Linked DNA regions of Homo sapiens: all the other regions are linked to region 3. Evidence: chromatin loops called from intact Hi-C (ENCODE). Cell type or tissue: endothelial cell of umbilical vein. All regions are shown on one strand. Each heading gives the region's core, and the rest is flanking DNA. Links, peaks and the distances in the headings are about the cores only.

Region 1 (7,009 bases), core at 1,064-5,063, 70 kb after region 3:
TGAGATGGAGTCCTGCTCTGTCACCCAGGCTGGAGTGCAGTGGCGTAATCTCGGTTCACTGCAACCTCTTCCTTCCGGGTTCAAGCAATTTTCCTGCCTCAGCCTCCCGAGTAGCTGGGATTACAAGCACATGCCACCATGCCCAGCTAAGTTTTGTATTTTTAGTAGAGAGGGGGTTTTGCCATGTTGGCCAAGCTGGTCTCGAACTCCTGACCTCAGGTGATCCGCCTGACTTGGCTTCCCAAAATGTTGGGATTACAGGCGTGAGCCACTGCGCCCAGCCTTATTTTAAATGTTTACATTTAACAAATGAACGCTTTTAACGGACACACAGAAATATAATTGTGCCATTCCCAAGGTAATTACAGTGTTTATAAAAGAAGAACCTTAGTTCATGGCATGCTTCAGGCAGTGTGGTCCAGAAATGGGACCCAAGTTTGAAATTGGATGATGAGGGCTCCTTTCAAACTCGTCTGTCTCCTTTGGAGAGAGTTAAACCTCAAGGCCCTTTGGGTGTGTGTGGTCCAGGCTGAGCCTTCTCCCTCATTCCTTGTGATGGGCCCAATTGAAAGGTCCCTCTTCCCCTAATGCAGAGTGGCAGCCCATCCCTGCCCTCTTCCATTGCAGGGCAGCGGCCAGTGGGGAGCGCTGAGGTGCTCAGGTCAGGCTGACCAGAGGGGCTGAGCCCACCCTTGCCAGCGGAGAGCAGCACAGGCTGATGCCATCCTCTCCCTAACTGTCCAAGCCATGGGCTCTGCCTTCTGAACTGGGTCATACCAAGGTGGGGACTTGGGAGCCAGGTCAGGAGCTGGCCTGTCCTTTCGGCTGCCCAGGTTTATTCATGGTGCTGGTGGGTGTGTGCTGTTGCTCTTGGGCACCTATTGTGCATTTGCGTGACAGGCGGTGAATGGAAGAGTGTCTGGGGCCCAGAGGGCAGAATCAGAGACTGTCCTTAATCGTCTTTAGAGGGAATTATGTTTAACAGGAAGTAGTGAGAGAAAGTGGAAAAGGCCTCTTCCTTCGCCCTTGCTAGCTTGGTCTCCTTGACAAGTTCTGCTGTTTTCTCTGTGCTTCAGTCCCCTACTTTGTAAAATGGGGGCAAACATGTGACACCATTGTCCTCAGGGCTGCCGGGAAGAGAGTGGAGGCAGGGGTTTGAGTGACATTCCCCTGTGTGGACAGACCACGTTTCATTTATTCATCAGTTGGTGGAAACTGGATTGTTTCCACTCGTTTCCTATTATGAATTCCACGTTTAACTTTTATGAATACTTTCCTATGAATACTACTGTGTTTGTGTACAAGTTTTTATGTGGACACGTTGTCATTTCTCTTGGGCAGTTACCTAGGACTGGAATTGTTGTACCATATGGTAACTGTGTTTAATTTTTGGGGTAAACTGCCAGCTGTTTTTTATGAGGTGGCTGAACCATTTCACATTTCCAGCAGCAACGTATGAAGGTTCTAGTTTGTCCACATCCTTGTCAACACTTACTATGATCTGGCTTTTTCACTGCAGCCATCCTAGTGGGTGTGAAGTGGTAGCTTATGGTTTTGATTCACATTTTCCTGATGACTAATTATGTTTGAGTATCATTTCATGTGCTTCTTAGCAATTTGTGTCTTTTTCTGGAGAAATGTCTATCCAACATCTTTGCCCCTTTTTTTGTTTTGTTTTGTTTTTGAAACAGGGTCTTGCTGGAGTGTAAGTGGCATGGTCATGGCTCACTGTAGCCTTGACCTCCTGGGCTCAAGGGATCCTCCCACCTCAGCCTCCAGAGTAGCTGGGACTATAGGTGTGCACCACCACACCCAACTAGTTTTTAAATTTTTTTGATAGAGACAGGATTTCCCTGTGTTTTCCAGGCTGGTCTTGAACTCCTGGGCTCAAGTGACCTTCCCACCTTGGCCTCCCAAAGTGCTGAAATTACAGGCATGAGCCACCACGCTTGGACTTTTGCCACATTTTTAAATTGTGTTTTCTTTTTATTATTGCGTTGTAAATGGCCTTTGTATTTTTTCTTTAATTTCTTAAAGATGGGGTCTCACTATGTTGCCCAGGCTGGTCTCAAACTCCTGTCTTTATATATTCTAGATACAAGTCTCTTATCAGATACATGATGTGCAATTATTTTCTCTCATTCTGTGGCTATCTTTTCTCTTTCTTAATAGTGTCCTTGGAAGCACAAAAATTTTAAATTTTGACTAACTCCAGTTTACTTATTTTGTTGTTGCTTGTATTTTTGGTTTCCTTTTTTAGTCTTTAAAATATATAAGATATATGATTCAAAATTAAAAGGCATGCTCAGAGCAGTCTCGCCTTCATCCCCACCTGCCCTCTATAGGGAGGCATTTAAATTAATTTCTCCTTTTATCGTTCCTGTGTTTATATTTGCAAAATTAAAAACCTTTTTTTCTTAAACAAAGGTGGTATGCTACAGATACTCTGCATTTCTTTCTTCTTTTCTTTCACTAAAGAAATCCCGGAACTGAGCCCCCGTATCAGCCGATTGAACTCACTGTGTTTCAGGGCCACAGTAGTCCAGGTGTGGATGTGCATCAAATGGTTTAGTCAGCTGGTTCCCCGCTGAGGGCCTCTTGGGCCTGTTCCCAGTCTTTTCCTGTAAGAGATCATGCAGCAGGGGATAATATCCTTTCGTATAGTGGAGGTGTGTCTTCAGGACAGACTCCTAAAAGTGAGACGGCCGGGTCAAAAGTTAAGCCGTAGGAATCGTGGCTGTTGCCAGATTGTCCTCTGCAGGGGTTGGACTGCTCTGTGTGTCACCAGGGAGGTATGAGAGTGGTTCCACCACAGGCTCACAAACAGAACATATTGTGAAGCAGTGAGGTTCTTGCCAGCGTTATCTCAGTGCAGCTTTTTTTTTTTCAATCAGCTGTATTGTGTGATTTACATACAATGAAATACACCCACTTTAAGTGTCCAGTTTGTTGAGTTGTGACAAATTATCTACTTCCTGTCACCACAGATGGGTTTTTGCCCTTGTAGGATTTCATATAAATGAAATATGAAGTATGATGTCTTCTGTGTTAGGGTTGTTTTCTTAAAAACTGTATATATTCAAAGTGTGTAAGGTATCTTTATATCACATAGTGAAATGGTTACTACAGTCAAGGAAATTAACACATCTGTGAACTCCCATAGCATGTGGTGAGAGCACCTAAAATCTACTCTTAGCAAATTTCCAGTGTACAGTCCAGCATGATTAACAGTAGTCCTGTGCTGTATATCAGACCTCCAGACTATTCATACTACGTAACTGCCACCTTGTACCCCTCGTACCCTTCGACCCCATTCCCCACCCCTTCCAGTTGGGCTTCCTTGACCCAGGATAAAGACACTGAGATTCATATGTGTTGTCGCACCCATCAGTAGTTTAATGGCTTAGGAGTATCCACTGTACGGATACACCACAATTTCTCTGCTTTCCCGTTGATGATCATTTGTGTGGTTTCTAGTTTGTACCTATTCTGAGTAAGACTGCTGCGGACATTCTGGCTCAAGTTTTTCTGTGGACATGTGTTTTCGTTTCTTTGGAGTAAACAGGAGTGGAATGGCTGGATCACATGGTGAGCGCACACTTAAACAGTCACTAGACCTTCCTCCAAAGTGGTTTTGCCAGTTTCCATCCCCACTAGGAGCAGTGTGTGGGCCCTTCCTGCCCCACATCCTCACAGACATCGGGCATCGCTGGCCTTTAGCTTCAGCTCTCCGAGGAGGTGGGGTGCACTGTCTCTTTATGGTTTTGATTTGCATTTCCCTGAGGACTGCAAACTGCACGTCTTTTCTTATTTGCCATTATATTTCCTCTTTGGTGAAGTTTCTCTTCCAATCTTTTCCCCAAAAATCAAGTTTTTGTCTCTTTATTATTAAGTTGTAAGAGTTCTCTTTATTTTCTAAATACAAGTTCTTTTAATATAGAGATATTTTCTCCTAGTCTGCAACTTGCCTTTTCATTTTCTCAGTGGTATCCTTCCAAGATCAGAAATTTTAATTCTTGTGAAATGCAAACCCATTTTTTTTTCTGGTTAGTACTTTTTGTGTCTTAAGAAACCTTTGCATTTCCTTTATTATGAGTAGGGCTGTGCATCTTTTTTTTTCTGTTTAAGGGCCATTTGCTTATTTTTTCTGAGAACTGGCCGTGTCTTTGTCCACTTTTTAAAAATTTGGTCTATTGGTCTTTCTCTTCTTGAATTTTATTTATTTCTTTGAGACAGGGTCTCACTCTCTGTTGCCCAGGCTGGAGTGCAGTGGTGCAGTCACAGCTCACTGCGGCCTCTACCTCCCAAGCTCACACCATCCTCCTATCTCCTGAGTTGCTGGGACTACAGACACATGCCACTATGCCTGGCTCATTTTTAAAAAATTATTGTAGAGAAAGGGTCTCCTTATGTTGCCCAGGCTGGTCTTGAACTCCTGGGCTCAAGTGATCCTCCCGCCTCAGCCTCCCAAAGTGCTGGGATTATAGGCATGCCTGGCCTCTCTTCTTGATTTCTAAGAGCTCTTTGTCTATTACCGAGATGAGCCCTTTATGGTATGTTGTTATGTTTTCTCTCAGTTTGCCTTTTTGACTGTTTTCCCGTGCATATTGCATGCATGTGTTTTTGCAGAGTCCAGTGTATCCATTTTTTTATTGCTTATGGATTTGGGATCATAGGCCTTCCCTACTCCCAGGCTATAATGAGCTTACCCGTGTTTGTATCTAGTATTCTTATGGTTTCATTTTCTCTAACGTTTGGATTTTTATCCCATTTGGAGTTGATTCTAACATGCGGGGTAAGGCATGGAATCAATTTTATCTTTTTCCAAGTGACTCTCTACTTCTCTTCATATCAGTTTTTTAAAAAGTCTATCTTTTCGTAATGAGCCGAGATGGCACTCCCCAGGCCATTATCATTAAAATCCTTGATTTCCACATGTTCTTGGACATGGTCTTCTCGTTTCTGTACTCGTCGTGTCCTGCGGGCCGTCTGAGTGTTCCGTGCTGACGCACCCTCTCCTCCTCGGGGGTTTCATGGCGTCTCCCTCGGCCCATGGTGGGGGCTTCTCACCGCTCTTCTGTTCGGAGGGTTTCCTGGGTGTGTCTGCTTCCTGTTTTTCCACATAGCCTAGAACCAGCTCGCCCGGCTCCAGAAAACATTTGTTAACTTTGAAAATTGAGACTTTGTTAATGTATTCACTTTGAGAAAGCTGACATCTTTATGGATGTTGAATCGTCCTATGCAGAAACAAGGGGTGTGGCTCTATCTACTCCAGTTTACGTCTTTCCAGGAGAGATTCTTCTAGGACTGTCGCAGCTGTTTTAGAGGCTTCATATGGATTCTGTACATCCGATGTTAGGTTTATTCCCATGTGTTTAGCTTTTTCACTGCTTTTATAATTTTTTTTAAAGTTTTTATTTTTATAGAGAGAGGGTCTTGCTCTATTGTCCAGGCTGGTCTCAAACTCCTGGCCTCAAGCAGTCCACTCGCCTCAGCCTCCCAAAGTGCTGGGATTACAGGCACGAGCCGCTGTGCCCAGCCAATATAATGGGTTCTTTTCTTTTCTTTTTTTTTTCTCGAGGCAGGGTCTCACCCTGTCGCCCAGGCTGGAGTATAGTGGTGCGATCTCAGCTCACTACAACTTCTACCTCCTGAGTTCAAGCCATTCTCCTGCCTCAGCCTCCCAAGTAGCTGGGACTACAGGTGCCCACCACCACGCCTGGCTAATTTTTGGATTTTTAGTAGAGACGGGGTTTCACCATGTTGGCCAGGCTGGTCTCGAACTCCTGACCTCAAGTGATCCACCCGCCTTGGCCTCCCGAAGTGCTGGGATTACAGGCGTGCGCCACCACGCCCGGCCTCTTTCATTCTGTTTTGAACTAAACATTGTTTGCACTGCATGTGGTGGGTTATAATTGGTTGTTGTCAATTTTATATCTTGCTCTTACTAAATACTTTTTCATTTGTATTCTAAGGATATCTTAGCACTTATTTTATTGGGGTTTCCAGGTGTGCTTTGATATTACCTACAAAGAGATCATTTTTCCTTAGGGTTGAATGTTTTTAAAGGTTTGTATTACATATTGCCAAATCTTTTAAAAAATATGGTACCAATTTATACTTCTCTTGTGGCAGTGTTTTGCCATACCCTTGTCGGCACTGAGTATTGATATTTTTTAAAATGTGCCAGTTTACTATGATCTTCACTAAGAGGACATTCACTGTGCCCCTTCTCCACACCAGTTGCACTGCCAAGGACACAGCTGCGGTGAGGACACAGTAGAGCCTGCAGATCCCAGCCCCCAGTCCCACTCCAGTCCCTGTCCCTATCCCCAGGAGTCCCTGTTCTGGTTATTTCTTGAGGTTTCAAATGAAGATGGCTGCTGCCCTCTGAGCCCAGCCAATGGGACGAAGCCAGTGGAGAGCCCGTCCCTGCCCCAGAGATTCGCTCTGGAAAATCCCTGAGTGGTTTTGTAAAATGCATTTTACAAAATAATAATCCCCGCACAATAAGTCTTCTGGGTGTCTCGCAGGATCCCCTGCACAGCTCAGGCACTGCCAGCAGCCGCATCCCCTCGAGTGGCTCAATCTGTCCAGGAGCAAGGGGTCAGCCAGGCACCTTCCAGGGCCAGTCCCAGGCCACCCAGTCCCAGTGTGGCTGAGCACCTATGCCTCTTCCCCATAGCTAAAAACCCAGTAAAATGGATGATAAAATGGGTAACACCTCCCTGAAAGTTTCTACTTTCCTATAAAGCCCAGCCCCGGCCCAGGCCCGAGTCCTCTTATGAACAGAACAACCCCAACCACCCATTTGCAGAGGGCACTGCTGTTTGGTACTGACCCTGCCCTGCCCAGGCTGGCAGCCCTCCAAGGAGGCTGGGCAGGAGGTCCCGGAGGACACGGCCCACAATGCTCACCCTTTTCATTCTCCATCTTGCCCCATCACCTCCCACCTCGGCCCCTTCCTCCAGGCAGCCCGCCCCGCCCTTTTCCACACACCCCTGGTTCC
Region 2 (7,009 bases), core at 1,512-5,511, 120 kb after region 3:
CAAACAGACATTCATCTTCTTAAGACTTTTCTTAAGAAATAAACAGAAATAATGTATTTCTCAGGGTCACCGTATTGGAACCAACCCAACAGTGTCATGGATAGGTTAATGGATAAATGCAGAAATTGACCTTTCTAGTCTTAAAACTTAAAACTTACATTTGTTTTATCTGAGGTCTTTAAGAAAAGACCTTCAGTCCTCTCAAAAACAAAAAACAAGTGTCAAAGAACTGAAGCCCACCAGGTAACTACATCCAGACAAAGAGATGTGGGACCGTCCTTCATCATGATTGTGTCCTTGCTCCTCCCAAGTTCCTATTTGTTAAATCTTGTTTCATTTCTTCCCTGCTATATAAACCCCAGCTTTAGTCCATCAGGGAGATGGATTTGCCCCATCTCCTGGACTGTAGCACCCAATGAAAGCCTTCTTCCTTGGCAATACTCCTCATCCCAGTCATTGGCTTTCTGTGTGGTGAGCAGCAGGACCCAGACCAAACCCCTGGTGGTTCGGTAACAATATCAACAAAAAAATTAATAATGAGTTCAAATACACCAGGTCCTAAGAGGCTGGAATAAAATCCCAGGAATTCTAATTTTCAAAATTCTGAAGAAATCACTAAGGAAACCTCTCTTTTTTTCCCCTTCCCCTAAATCAAACTGGATAGAACTCAGTCTTACTCTCTGTTGCCTTTTTTTTTTATAAGACATCATCTCGCTCTGTTGCCCAGGCTAGTGCAACGGCATGATCTCGGCTCACTGCAACCTCTGCCACCTGGATTCAGGCAATTCTCCTGTCACAGCCTCCTGAGTAGCTGGGACTACAGGCGCACACCACCACACCCAGCTAATTTTTTTTGTATTTTTAGTACAGACAGGGTTTCACCATATTGATCAGTCTGGTCTCAAACTCCTGACCTCATGTGATCCGCCCACCCTGGCCTCCCAAAGTGCTAGGATTACAGGCACGAGCCACCTCGCCCGGCCTCTGCTGCTTCTTACTCTGGCTCAGAGCCACCTGATCTCTCCATCTTTCTACTAGAAAATGTCTCCATATGATGCTTATAATAAAATGCAGCCAAACCGTGCACCTTTCAGGCCTTGTTAGCTAGCTACCGAAACTATTTTTTCTTTCTTCCTCTCTCTCTCTCCCTTCCTTCCTTTTTTAGAGGCAGGGTCTCCCTTTTGTACCCTGGCTGGAGTGCAGTGGTGTGATCACACCTCACTGCAGTCTTAAACTCCTGGGCTAAAGCTATCCTCCCACCTCAGCCTCCCAAGTAGCTGGGAGCAAAGGAACACTCCACCAGGCCAAGCTAATTTTTAAAATTTTTTGTAGAGATGGGGGTCTTGCTATATTGCCCAGGCTGGTCTCAAACTCCTAGGCTCAAGCAATCTGCCTGCCTCAGCCTCCTAAAGTGCTGGAATTACAGGCATGAGCTAGCACACCCAGCCAAAACTCTTTTCCAATAACACTCCTTTCCCCAGAATTATTATGACTGCTTTAGTGATAAAATACATCACATTTTCATTACATGTTATTAACAAACTCTAAGAAGATAAAGCACAAAAACCATTTTGTAATCTCCTTAAAGAGATACACTAGGCTATTCCTTTTCAAATAATTATGAATCTGTCATTTATTGCAGATAACTTCTTAGGCATTAAATATAAAGGAGGGAGCATGCTATAGCCCAAATAGGAAACATTTCATCAAACAGCAGCACTAAATACCCTACAACACGAAGAAGTAAGACAGGCAGCATCTTTCCAATCTGCCTGTGAAATCTGTCATTAGGCTCTTAGAAAACACAGTACAAACAATGGTAATGTTACTAAAATAACTATCACACAGTAAACAAGTAACACTCAGAAGGACCTAACCACACGCCAATCGCCTTTCCTCCTTACACTGTACACTTAAGAAAATACATTTTATAATATATATATTTTTTACCACAATAAAAGAAAAATGAGGGGGGAGTCACCTGGCTGGTGTAAGGGAGTCTGAGAGAGGAGGTTACTCCTGTTTCTATTTTCCTAAAACTTTGCATAATAATGTCAATTGTGATTTGCACATAAAATTTGGCGATTCTATTATTTACACTTAAAATTATTTATAGTGTCATCACAGACCCGTACCTCAAAGTCTTATTTTTAGCCACCAAGAGAGCTACAAAATTATTTTCTTTTTTTTTTTTGAGACAGAGTCTCGCTCTGTCACCCAGGCTGAGTGCAGTGGCGCGATCTCGGCTCACTGCAAGCTCTGCCTCCAAGGTTCAAGTGATTCTCATGCCTCAGCCTCCCGAGTAGCTGGGATGACAGGCATGCACCACCACACCCAGCTAGTTTTTTGTAATTTTAGTAGAGACAGGGTTTTGCCATGTTGCCTAGGCTGGTCTCGAACTCCTGGCCTCAGGTGATCCACCCACCTTGGCCTCCCAAAGTGCCAGGATTACAGGTGTGTGAGCCACTGCGCCTAGCCACAAAATTATTTTCTGAACATTTTAATATTCTAATAATAATATTAACAATGACTAAAGCTGAGTACTTACTATCTGCCAGGCACCATTCTTAAGTCCTTACAATAATCCTATGAGGAAGGAATTAATATTATCTGTGATGAAAGATAAAGAAAGTGGGAATTGAACCCAGGCATTTTGATTAAAAGGCACATACTATCAAACATTAAATCCACCATATATACATATGTATATTTTCTTACTCTCTATCATCATAACCAGTATCTGAACAATGGAATAAAAATAACAACCCCCATCAACAAAGTGCTATACCATGCCAAGCTCTTTGCATATTTTAACTCTAGTCCTCGTAATAGCTCTATACATTAACTATTATCATTGTCATTGTCATTGTCCAATGACAAGGATATCACTGTCAAGGATACTGGGCCCAGCTAAATTAAGTGACTTGTCCAAAGCCTCACAGCTGTTGTGTGGCAGAATCAGGATTTAAATTAAGGCATGTTTGTCTGCAGGCTGCCTTCCCCTTTCTTACTTATGAAAAGAAAAAGAAAAAAAAAAAAAGACCAAATGTTCTTATTTGGGTTTGGGAAAAGCAGATGGGAAAGTATAAGAAATTCGTGGGAATAAAAGAATGAACTGCAAGAGCTGAGCACCCAGGAGTTAAGCTAGCCCTGCCTGCGGAGTGCACTGTTTGCAGGGCCTTCCTGCTGGATTCCTGATGGTAGCAAATTCCAGGGCTCCAGACTGCAGGCTCAGCCTCTGACTAACACTGCAGTGATTTATTTGAGGATAAATACCTCTGTCAGTGTCTTATGACTGAACACAACAGTCCAAGCTGACTGGAACGAGCGGAATGCGAGGACGCTGGAGCTGAGGCAGTAGAGGCGGGAGCTGGGCCACCTCTCTGCGGAAACTCTGCCTCCAAGGAGGAGCCCTCACAGGAAGGTATTCCTGTGGGGAAAAAGCAGTGCCCTCAGGAATTGGAGCATCTTGAATAATGAGGAAACACTGACTCATGCTAGAGTGAGCGCTTGGGAAGGGGGAAGGAGGAGGACCTCTGTACCTGCACACACAAAGCTACTCCCTCCAATACTCAGTGCAACCTTGCCAGGATTGGCAAGATAACTCCAAGAACACCAACCGCCCTCACCACTGTACCCGTAGACTCTCTGGGCAGCTGGTGGGGCGTCTCCAAGTCCTGAAAACTGGGGAGAAGCCTCTCCCTCTGCGAGGAGGGTGTGTGCCGAGAGGAGAGTGCAAAGGGGAGAAGCCGGGTGCACGGAAGCGGGAGGCTTTTCCAGTGGAAACATGGTGACGTTGCACAGATTCAGGGATCTGTGGTTTCAGCCCGTGTTTCACAAATAACAAAACTGAGGCCCAAAGAGTTGAAGCAATTCATGTCAAGAAGGTAGACAGTGTCAGTGGCAGATCAAGGACTGGCTGGATGTGGTGAGTGGCACCTTGTCATGAGCATAGGAAGCTGGCTTCCCTTTATGGGAAGGTCCCAAGTTTGTACCAGGGGCACATAAGGTGGGATGAACACTTCTTCGTGTGTACAATCCTAGACTCCTGAGTAAGAACTTTACAGACGTCTGCTTGGTCAAAAAGGTGCTGAGCTTCCCTTCTATTTGTCTGGTGCACAGTGACATTCACTAAATGTTGATTCTCCTAAAAACAATCAATATGTATGGGCAAAAAAAAGCGAAGCTTAGCAGATGACTACTCGACTGCTCGCAGAAGCTCTAAGGGGACATTAACTTCTATGGAGTTTAACATGCGGAAGGTCCTACAAGTAGGCTGGAGGGAAGCCAGACTTCCACCTCACCGCGAGTTATCAAAATGAGTTTACTACCTTCTTTTTGGCAGATGAATACTATTTTTCTTTTGTAAATAATATCCTTTTCAAATAAAGTATGCAAATGATAACATCAGAATTAGCACAAAGTTGCAAAACAAATAAGGCCCCAGCACGGAGCACCCTTAAGCCAAAATAAGAACAGAGGAACTCACAGATGGGGGTTGAAGATGCGACTCATTTTGGAGACGTGGTCGTTGTCACAGTCTAGGTCCTCGTCACCTGGCTCCATGCTGAACTTCCTCTTGCTGGGGCTGATTGGGGGAGGGCCGGTGCGGTGACTGCTGAGGGCAGAGGCCACCGGCAGGGTCTGTATTCTGGGTTCTCCCCTGAGAGCAGCTTCGCCTACGCAGAGAGAGATGATGTAGTCACTAAGCAGGAGAAAGGCCCCCATCTCAGTCCCCCAGGCTCCCCGCCCGCCCAGCCAGCCCCTTACAAAACTACTCCCAGTGGAAAGTTTTTGGCAATGGGACGGGGCCGCCTGCCATCCTCTGAACATGGTTTGAGTGTGGTTAGCTGCCAACCATGAGACATTTTACATCAACGTGGTTTTCTAGCACAGTCACTCTTTAGGGTAGAGTTTAAAATAAAAAGTTGCAATAAAATAGCAGGGGGGAGGCAAAAAGCATTTTCTGTAAACAATTTCAAAAGTTAATTTAAAACACCAAAGGTCTTTTCACGTGTGGGTATTCCACTCGATACAGATAGGAGAATGACCTCACTGCATTCATGAAACCACTATGCCCAACTCACTTTTCCTGCTTGTTCTGTTTTTTTTTTCTAATATAGTCTTGGTATTTAATTTCTTTTAAAAGAATGAGGAAAGTGTGTGGGCTAACAGTTCACACATTTGTACCGAAAGTTAAAAGAAATATAAATACATCGTTTAATGGGAAATAAATGTTTAATTCTTACAGTACGCTAAATATTGCACATTAAAATATTATCAGCACAAAGCTTCGGCATATAACTTATCGCAAGCATAATACGTGGGTAGGTGCAGTTCTGAAACATGTTTCGAAGTTAGGCAATCAAATTAGGGTCCACATTTCCATTTGATTTGACATCTTGGCGTTTTTCATTATTATTTTAAAAGGTTTTGTACTAGGCAATCACTTTGTGCCTCGCTGTGAATTAAAATAAGCATAGCCTTTCATAGTAATAAAGCTTGTGTACCTTCTAAACTTTATAAAGACGAATGATTACTTTAAGAGAAAACTTCAAACTTTCTAAGTCACATGGGGGGAGCACCTAAATTTTTCACAAATAATAACCCTTTTGTTGTGCTGTACATTTTGGTCTCTCGGACCTGACCAATTTTCTTTCCATTTGGTCACAATTTGAGAGTAATACGAGGATAAAGTCAACTTCATCCGAGGCCTTGTGGTACCTAAGAAAAGGAATCTTTGTTTGCCACCACTAATTTTCATATCATCACAGATGTGTGGACAGTGTTAACAGTCATTTACTTCATACACATATGACAAATATGATTTTGTTGGAGAAAGGAGTGAGGAAAAACCCTCTGAATATTTACCAGGAAAAATAAAAACTTGGCCAATTTACTCAGCAAGATATAAACTAGCAAATATACAGTGACCCATAATACACCTCCAGCCAGGATTTCTTTTAAGGATTCTGGCCCCAAAGCAAACTGGAACTTTCCATTTTAAATGAGATACCTAAAACACAGGCCTCACGCTGGCCTGCCACACTCAGAAATTCAGTATGATCTTGGTTGGCCTATACTCCCTATTTAGTAATTTTCATTTTAAAAAACAAAAAAAGCAGTGCTCATCTTTATACCTTCATAAATTAGAAAAATATCCTTTCTAATTATCTCCGTTATTTGTGATACTTCCTCCTCCACAAAGAGAGAAGAGGGTGTTTCCAAGGGAAAGCTTCAGAAGCCCAAGCCCAGCTAACTTTCTGGGAAGCCCTGATGATACCCCCAGGAACGCAGCAACTGCAAATCAAACCTCATCAAAATGGCACCAGCTGACCCTCCTCTCCACCCAGGGTTTCTCAACACCCCTGGCAGGATGCGAGGGGATGAGGAGTCCTCGGGCTTGGACCCCCGAACTGTGGTCATCATTTCATCAGATGCCAGCTGTGTAGCAACAAGAGTTGCTATGGAAAACAACCACTACAGCAACAGACTGAAATCACTCCAAAAAAGGAGCCGTCACTCATTCCACCAGCATACACTGTGACGCGGAAAGCAAAACCCTTGGGTTAAGAACAACATTCCCACTCCCCTCCCCAGTTTCCATCCTAGTAAAAATTCTCGTGCTTGTTTGCATTTTTAAGTTCATCCAACGGATGCAGTGCTTATCTTTAAGACTGAATCACTGATGTCTAACATCGAAAAAAATTCCACAAGAATCCTCAGAAAACACTGGAGATTTCTAACCCACGGGTGGGGGTGGGACCAGGGCTGGGGCTACAGGCCCCATGAAGGCACTCCAGGTGTCCTTCACCAGGGACTGTGACAGACGCCTCCACCAGGTCCCGGGGAGACGGTGGTAAATGCGTGCTGTAGTACTTCAGCATCTCAGCTTGCCGGCGCCGGAAGGAGCCCAGGAAGCACGGTTTGCCTCATTTGATGGATGACGAAGCTGTGCCCCAAAACATAGCGTGACTTACCCAAGATCCTCCAGTTAACAGGTTAGCTG
Region 3 (7,009 bases), core at 1,391-5,390:
CTAAAATGATCTTGCAAAACCTGTTGACCCATTGATACCCTGTACCCTAAGTAGGCAGTTGGTATTATTTCTTAACTTTGGTTCGTCTATGTCCATCTCTCTGTCTCTGAGACACACACACACACACACACACACACACACACACACACACCCCCTCCCAGAGTCCGAGCATTCTAGAGTTTCCTAACAGTGCAGTTGTCCTGTCTGAAATGTTTACATTGGGGAAAAAATGAACCCCTGCTGTGATTTTATTTCCCCACAGGCTCTAGGGGTCTTTTCATAGCCGCAAGGCATCATCACAGCTTCCCAAGGACTAGGGTGTTTATGTGTGCACAGAAACCACACTGCAAAGGGTCAGGTCCTCTCCTTTGTACCCTAAGGTGTAGAGAAAGCTGGACCTCAAAACTGATGTCACCTGTAAGAACAGTTTTTGCTTTGGTTCTGGCTTTTTCTTTTCCTTCTTCCTTGAGAGGGCTTACTATGTTGCTGTTAGTTTTCTCCCAGCATTCATTCACTCTAGCAAAATCTGGCTACATATCAGTTTGTAGAAAATGGGCACAATTCTAGGAATAGCTGTCCTAATGTGTTAGCTCAATGCCGTGGATGCGTCAACAATGGCTGGTAGCTGCCACCAGTTGACCTGAACTTTATGTGGTTTTTCTTTTTTTTTTTTTTTGGTTTTTCCTTAGATGAGAACTACTGTTTGCTAGAGCTGAGATAAAACCATTTCAATTAGAACCTTGTATCAGAATATAATTACTCCTCCCAGAGATAGAGTCCTGGCCTGAAAAGTGAGTACAAAAAATAAATAGGGACAAATAGAAGGAGAATGATTACTGGTACAAGGTAGATGGAATGGTAACTCACTTTATTCTCAATGATGTTATACAAATCAAATAAAACTCTATTCCCATTTATTTTATTTTAGCCGAGTATTCTTGTCCAAAATGAAAATCAGATGTTTTTCTTCTTTTTCATTTTTTTCCAAAGCAAATGGTTACAAACACTTACTTAATATAATTTACTGGAGCTTTTTTCTGAAAGAACATTTATGTTAACTTTCTTTTATGCATGTAGTAACTTTTGATCAAAACATGACTCCACTCCCTTGTTTAATGTTGAGCATCTGGATTAAAGGCTTCTTTTAATCTTAAATACAGATTATGGCCCTCTTTCCCTTTAAGCAAACTGCCATAAAACCCTGGCACCTTTCCAGTTTTCCTTATTAAAGCCCTCTTTATTACAGTGTTTTCCGATGGCAGTCATTAAATGATTGTTATGCACAATGGGCACTTGATTATAATTATTTAACTGGCAATCAGTTATTGCAGCAATTTGGTGGTGTAATTAAAAGGGAGCATGTTTGTACCTGCCAGCATCTTTGAGATCTTCGGCTCTGGATGAAGCAGGAGAGGCAGAACATAAACAAATGGACGGAAGAATCAAGCACTTCTGTGAATGGAATCTTTTATTCCTCGCCCATCTGATTCTTGGCTGCTTTGTTCCATAAGGTAGATGAACAATGATGATAAAATAAAATGTAAATAAGAATTTTTGTGCTACAAACTCCTGAATCGATAAATACGTTCAGTAATGAATGTAAGTTTCTCCATGTGCTGTGAAATGCTAAATGGATAGAAGTGTATTTATATAATTCTATTTCTTTTAAACACAAGCATCAGCATGTTTTCTCCCTCTAATTTATAAATGTCAGCACTTATTTCTTGATATATAAATTGATACAGGATGCCACAAACAAAAAGTTGCCGCAAAAGATAAGGGCGTTTGTTAGACACAGCTGGAAAGCTTTTTAGTCACTATAGAAGTTAGCAGGAATGTGATTCCAAAGTTAAGATGGCCCTCCTGAGTTATTCAGAACTCTTTCAGTTGTAAGTTGCAAATTTTAACCAACCTGAACAAGGGGGAATTTTTTTGCTTATGTAGTTGGAATGTTACTGGAACTACTCATAGGATTACAGGAAGAACTGCAGGAACCAGGACTCAGGGCTAGGAACTGGGAATCAGTACAGCCTAGACGCATTCTCTGTCCATGTCTCAGCTGAGCTTGCCTGTGTTTGGCTTCATTCTGAGAATAGTCTTACAGCTTATTTCTCCCTGTGGCAGGAAACAGGCCTGATATCAGTAGCCCCAGACTCCCATCTTCTTAGCTTAACTCCAGTGGAAAGCAGTCTCTATCTTCTACCTTTCATAAGTCAGTCTCGGGAAAGGATTCTGATTGCCCCTACTTGGCTCATATACCCATCCCTGGACTAATTCCTGTTGCCGAGTAAATAGCACAGTATGATTATCCTGCCTGGATCCCATGTAATACCTGTGGGTAGGGCAAGGAAGTTGGAGTCCTGTGACCGACAGTCTTGTTAGAGACATTATTAGTATGACCCCATCGGTGGTAGCTAATGACTGAGAAAAACATGGTGATTATTTTCAAAAATGAGTATGAAAATCTAAAGTATCCAAACTTAAAAAAAATTATTTAAATGTTTTCCCAGAATGAATCTCTATCTCTCTTTTAGAAACATCCCATTTTGTAAGACCAAGGTATGAAAGTATTCATCTGAGTTTCAAATGATTGCCTAATCTTACCTGTAATCATTATTGAGAACCAAACACCCATTAATGGTGTGGTCTAAGGACAAGGTCCTGAAGAGATGAGACTGGCGCATATTAAAGATGCCTGCTATGATGATGTGGCTGTCATGGCTACATTATCATGAGGGATTTGGAATCTGGGGTTCCAGAGAGCACGTTTTTAGCCACTATCTCTGACTATTAAATCACTTACAACAGCTTTGGATAATAAAATTCTCTGTTTCTCTCTTGGTTTGGTTCCATATTAGAATCTGCAAGTGCAAAGGCAAAACAGTCAGCAAAACAGCAGACTTAAATAGAAAAAAGCCCCAAAAGGAAAGGAAAACAATTGAAAATTTAAAAGAAAAACACCCCCACCCCCAAACATGATCTAATCAGTCTTCCTTATGGAGAAGTTATGAATCATCCTACTTAGCAAATAAGACAATTGAATGTGCAAGCCCAAACTTGAATTAAAGTTATTCTCAACTTCCTGTTTCTCTTATTAACATGCATTTATTATTTAATAAGTATTTATGTATATAATTGAGATATTTAAGCTCTGGGTAACTTAAGTGGCTGTAGAGTACTACCTGAACACACAAGGAGAAATAAACTTTGAATATGTGCCTGTATATTTACAACACACACACACACACACACACACACACACACACACACACACACACACACAATTTTTTACTTTGTGGATACTGGCCACCACTTGAAGAGTTTCTTGGGAATCTAATCTTCTCAATGGCAGGCTCCAGCATTGCCTTTGCCAGTAGTTTAGTTCATATGGACTTGATGCCAATTTTCTTTTCACATATATGAAATAACAGTTTGGCACATAGTAAATAAAACAGTGATTCCACAGAGAAGACTGGCACCTTTCAAAAAGTGAATTGGGCAGGTTCAGAGCTAATTTTTTCTTTAGGTGAACTGAGTTTAAATTAAATGTTGCAAGAGATTACCATATTTGTGTGAATTTCAAGAAGTCAAAGGCCGTGGCAATAAAGTATTTTCATTTTATAGAGTTTTTCTTGGAAAGGCCACACACCATATGACAGCAGAGTGCTTAAAACCCAGAGCCTGGTGCCAGCACAAAATCCAAACATCGTAAAGTTACTTCCAAAGCCCAGATATTGACCGATCCCCTCTCTTGGAGCAGTGCATCTTTCAACTAGTCCAAGTCCACCAGCCCAGAATCACCCTCCCAGCCTCAGATTTCAAGTTGGAAGCCCAAAGTAAGGCATGTTTTCTAAAAAGGAAAGGAAAAGCTATTGGATAGCAATTGTCAAGAGTCAAAAAATAAATAAATAAAAATAAGAATAAAATAAAATCATCCCCAATGGAGGAGCTTTAGCAAAAGAAAAGGGAGACATGCCATTGGTCACTGCTGCATGTATGCATTGTCCCTCGGTTGGTTTTTAATAAACCCAGCTAACCTCCCTCCACCAAATTGCCTGTATCTCTCCTTCTCCACTTAGGGCTGTGTACCATTACTAGAATATGAAATAGTGATTTGAAGGGGTCATTTGTTCAGGTTTTCCAGGCTTCTGCACTGCCTGCCCTGGAATCAATTTTTTTTTTTTTTTTGAGATGGAGTCTCCCTCTGTCGCCCAGGCTGGAGTGCAGTGGCACAATCTCGGCTTACTGCAAGTCCCGTCTCTGGGGTTCACGACATTCTCCTGCCTCAGCCTCCCAAGTAGCTGGGACTACAGGTGCCCGCCACCATGCTCAGCTAATTTTTTTTTTGTATTTTTAGTAGAGACGGGGTTTCACTGTGTTAGCCAGCATGGTCTCGATCTCCTGACCTCGAGATCCACCTGCCTTGGCCTCCCAAAGTGCTGGGATTACAGGCATGAGCCACCGCACCCGGCCTGGAATCAATTTTTAAAACCTGTCTGGGTGTGGGTGGCTTATGCCTGTAATGCCAGCACTTTGGGAGGCTGAGGTGGGAAGATCGCTTGAGGCCAGAAGGAGTTCAAGACCAGCTGGGCAACACAGCAAGACCCTGTCTCTACAAAAACATTTAAGATTGGCTGGGCGTGGTTGTGCATGCCTATAGTCCCAGGTATTTGGGAGGCTGAGGTGGGAGGATTGCTTGAGAGCATTATTGGGAGGGGGTGCGATGGTTTGCGGCAGGGGGCCGAGGCTGTAGTGAGCCATGATCACATGACTGCCCTCCAGCCTGGGCAACAAAGTATGAGACCCTGTTTCAAGAAACAGACAAAAAAACCTTACAATCTGTGCTCACTGGTTTCCTCGACTTCACCTAAAGGGTATCTGGGAAGGTTCTGCCTCCCCTCTGGGCTGGGAATGTATGCAGAAGACTTCTTTGAAAGCTTTGCTCACAAGGACTTGAAACCCAGGCTTCTCAGTGAATTTCCATAACAATTCACTGCCAAGTCACACAAATCTGTCAAGGAAGGCTTTCCTGGGAGAGCGAGGAGGGCCTATCCACTGGGTGACAGCTCGGCAAGTAGCCTCCAGTCCTGGCCGGCTGGGCCTCTCTTCTTCCCAGTCCAGCATTAGACTTCACTACCACCTGCTAATACATCTGAGGAGAGCAAGAGGTCCTGGTCACAGCAGATGATCAGAGTTGGTGCCAGGAGTGTAAACAAGTCATAAATTACTCTTAATTCTTCTAGGCAAGGGATACTATTAGTCTTCAGTTGTGGAAAAAATGTACTCCCTTTAATGTCTTATTTATGTAATAGTTGATCCTCTTGTATGACTATAAATTTGTTTTCTTCGGCAAGCATTTCCCAAGCATGTGCTTTGTGCAGAGCACTGTGTAAGCACCTACTGTTGAGAACAAATATAGGAGTTAGGGTTTAACCGGTACAAGGTTTCAGCTGGGGGCAGATAAGAAGTTCTGAGATGGATGGTGGTGACGGTTGCACAACAGTGTGAATGCACTTAACGCTACTGAACTGTGCAGTTAAAAATGGTTATAATTGTAGGTTTTGTTAGATATATTTTACGATGATAAAAAAATTTAGGGTTCTTACACTTTTTTAAAGTCAAGGTGAACTATGTATTTGCTGTAAGTTTTAAGTTTCACATATTTCCCCTAGCAAAATGTAAGTGTATGTGACTTACCACAAAGACCTAGAATTTCACATTTCTTATATTTTACGTGCAGGTGCTGAGGTCATTATTTCTCAGATTTGTCCTGTTATGAGAATATTACCTAAGATCTTATCTAAGTTAACAAATTATTATCCTTTGCATCAGAAATAAGAGCAGGATCTCCTCTAATGAATTGTATAACCTTTCCTGGGTTGGGCCTTGGACTTAATGTCAGCACCACCACAGTGCCAAGAATGACGAGAGCTTTGTTGAGCTTGGAGCACAGGGCTTCAGCTCCTATCTTGAGACTTGGTGAAGTGGATAAAGCCCTGAGCTTTAGGCTCTGGTTCCTGCCTCTGCCTTTGAGTAGGGGTGTGGCTGTGCACCAGTCATTTAATCTTTGTGGACCGCAGTTTATTTATCTGTAAGATGGGAGTGAAGGCCAAAGGCCTTTGGCCTGGCAAGAGTTGTCAGGCCCAAACACGGGAATGTTTGTGAGAGCACTTAGTGCTATGCTGGGGACCTAGCAGGTGGTAAGTCAGTGTCATGCCCCTTGCCCTTGAGGCTCCTCCTGTGACAAAGGGCTGTAATGAAATGGGGCTTCAAGGAGCCCTTAATTCTCCACGTGTGGGAGCTCATGAGCGGTCCTAAGAATCCTCTTCTCTCTCTCCTGATGCCCCGGTTCCTTCTCTCATCACTGCTTTCTGTGCTCCGCTCTGTCCCGCTTCCTTCCAACTGGAAAGTTCATGAGAGAAGTATATTGATGTTCTGTGAGAAGGGGAATGGCTCTCCCTGAGCCCTTGGCTGGGCGCCACAGCAGCTGTGGAAACACAACAGCGCTCAGCATCTCCTGGTGTTTGGGCTCCGAGCTCTTTCAAGAAACACCCCATGTCCTCACCATCTTACTCTTCAGACCCACCACCTTTCCCTTAGGTTGGAATCTCTTCCCTTGGCTTCTTCTGACCTCTTGTCCCTCAGTCTGTAGCCAGCAGCAAAGAAAGATGCTTATTACTACCGTATCTTTTTGGTGGGTACTTTGGCCTGCTGACTCCTTCAGTAGAATGGAAAGTTGTATCTGGGGGCTGTCACCCTTCCCTTCCTCCTTGTAGGTCCCCCTGCTCCACCTGGGTCTAGGGTACAGTTGGGCCTTACTGAGAGCTAGAATTCCATTTGTTGAAAGACTAGAGTACTTTGATAGGTGGTGTAATTGATCAGCCTCCCCGAATTTATAGTATCCTTGTATATCTTATAAACATCTGAGTGATAGAGAGCTGACCTCTTCCATACTAGCACCATGATTTATAGGGGATATCTAGTGCCAGGCTACTAATCCAGTGCTTTT

The links. Peaks named below come from ENCODE experiments on the same cell type or tissue, not always from the same donor. Only the 100,000 strongest peaks of a DNase experiment are listed, where the experiment ranks them.
Region 1: it touches region 3 in a loop (2.6-fold over the local background); 5 of 110 quality-filtered maps call a loop at or near these places.
Region 2: a loop joins it to region 3, with 8 times the contacts of the local background. A loop is called at or near these places in 3 of 110 quality-filtered maps.

Annotation. Positions count from the first base shown.
Region 1 is chr3:11,546,189-11,553,197 of GRCh38, forward strand. The region is part of intron 20 of ATG7 (autophagy related 7); the gene reads left to right. Among named protein-coding and RNA genes, the nearest start is that of VGLL4, 94 kb to the right of the region's middle. RefSeq lists enhancers at 165-666, 667-1,166. In endothelial cell of umbilical vein, for the core only: no CTCF peak of the experiment used is centred there; a DNase peak (open chromatin) is centred at 2,743; H3K27ac peaks cover 903 bases.
Region 2 is chr3:11,597,344-11,604,352 of GRCh38, forward strand. It overlaps VGLL4 (vestigial like family member 4), which reads right to left. Exons shown (of 5, transcript NM_001128219.3): 2 at 4,490-4,679. Among named protein-coding and RNA genes, the nearest start is that of VGLL4, 43 kb to the right of the region's middle. RefSeq lists a silencer at 3,252-3,546 and enhancers at 3,932-4,530, 4,403-4,842, 4,531-5,128. In endothelial cell of umbilical vein, for the core only: no CTCF peak of the experiment used is centred there; a DNase peak (open chromatin) is centred at 3,348; H3K27ac peaks cover 2,650 bases.
Region 3 is chr3:11,475,758-11,482,766 of GRCh38, forward strand. The region is part of intron 20 of ATG7 (autophagy related 7); the gene reads left to right. Among named protein-coding and RNA genes, the nearest start is that of VGLL4, 160 kb to the right of the region's middle. RefSeq lists an enhancer at 4,667-5,272. In endothelial cell of umbilical vein, for the core only: no CTCF peak of the experiment used is centred there; DNase peaks (open chromatin) are centred at 2,044, 2,964 and 5,224; H3K4me3 peaks cover 564 bases; H3K27ac peaks cover 2,578 bases.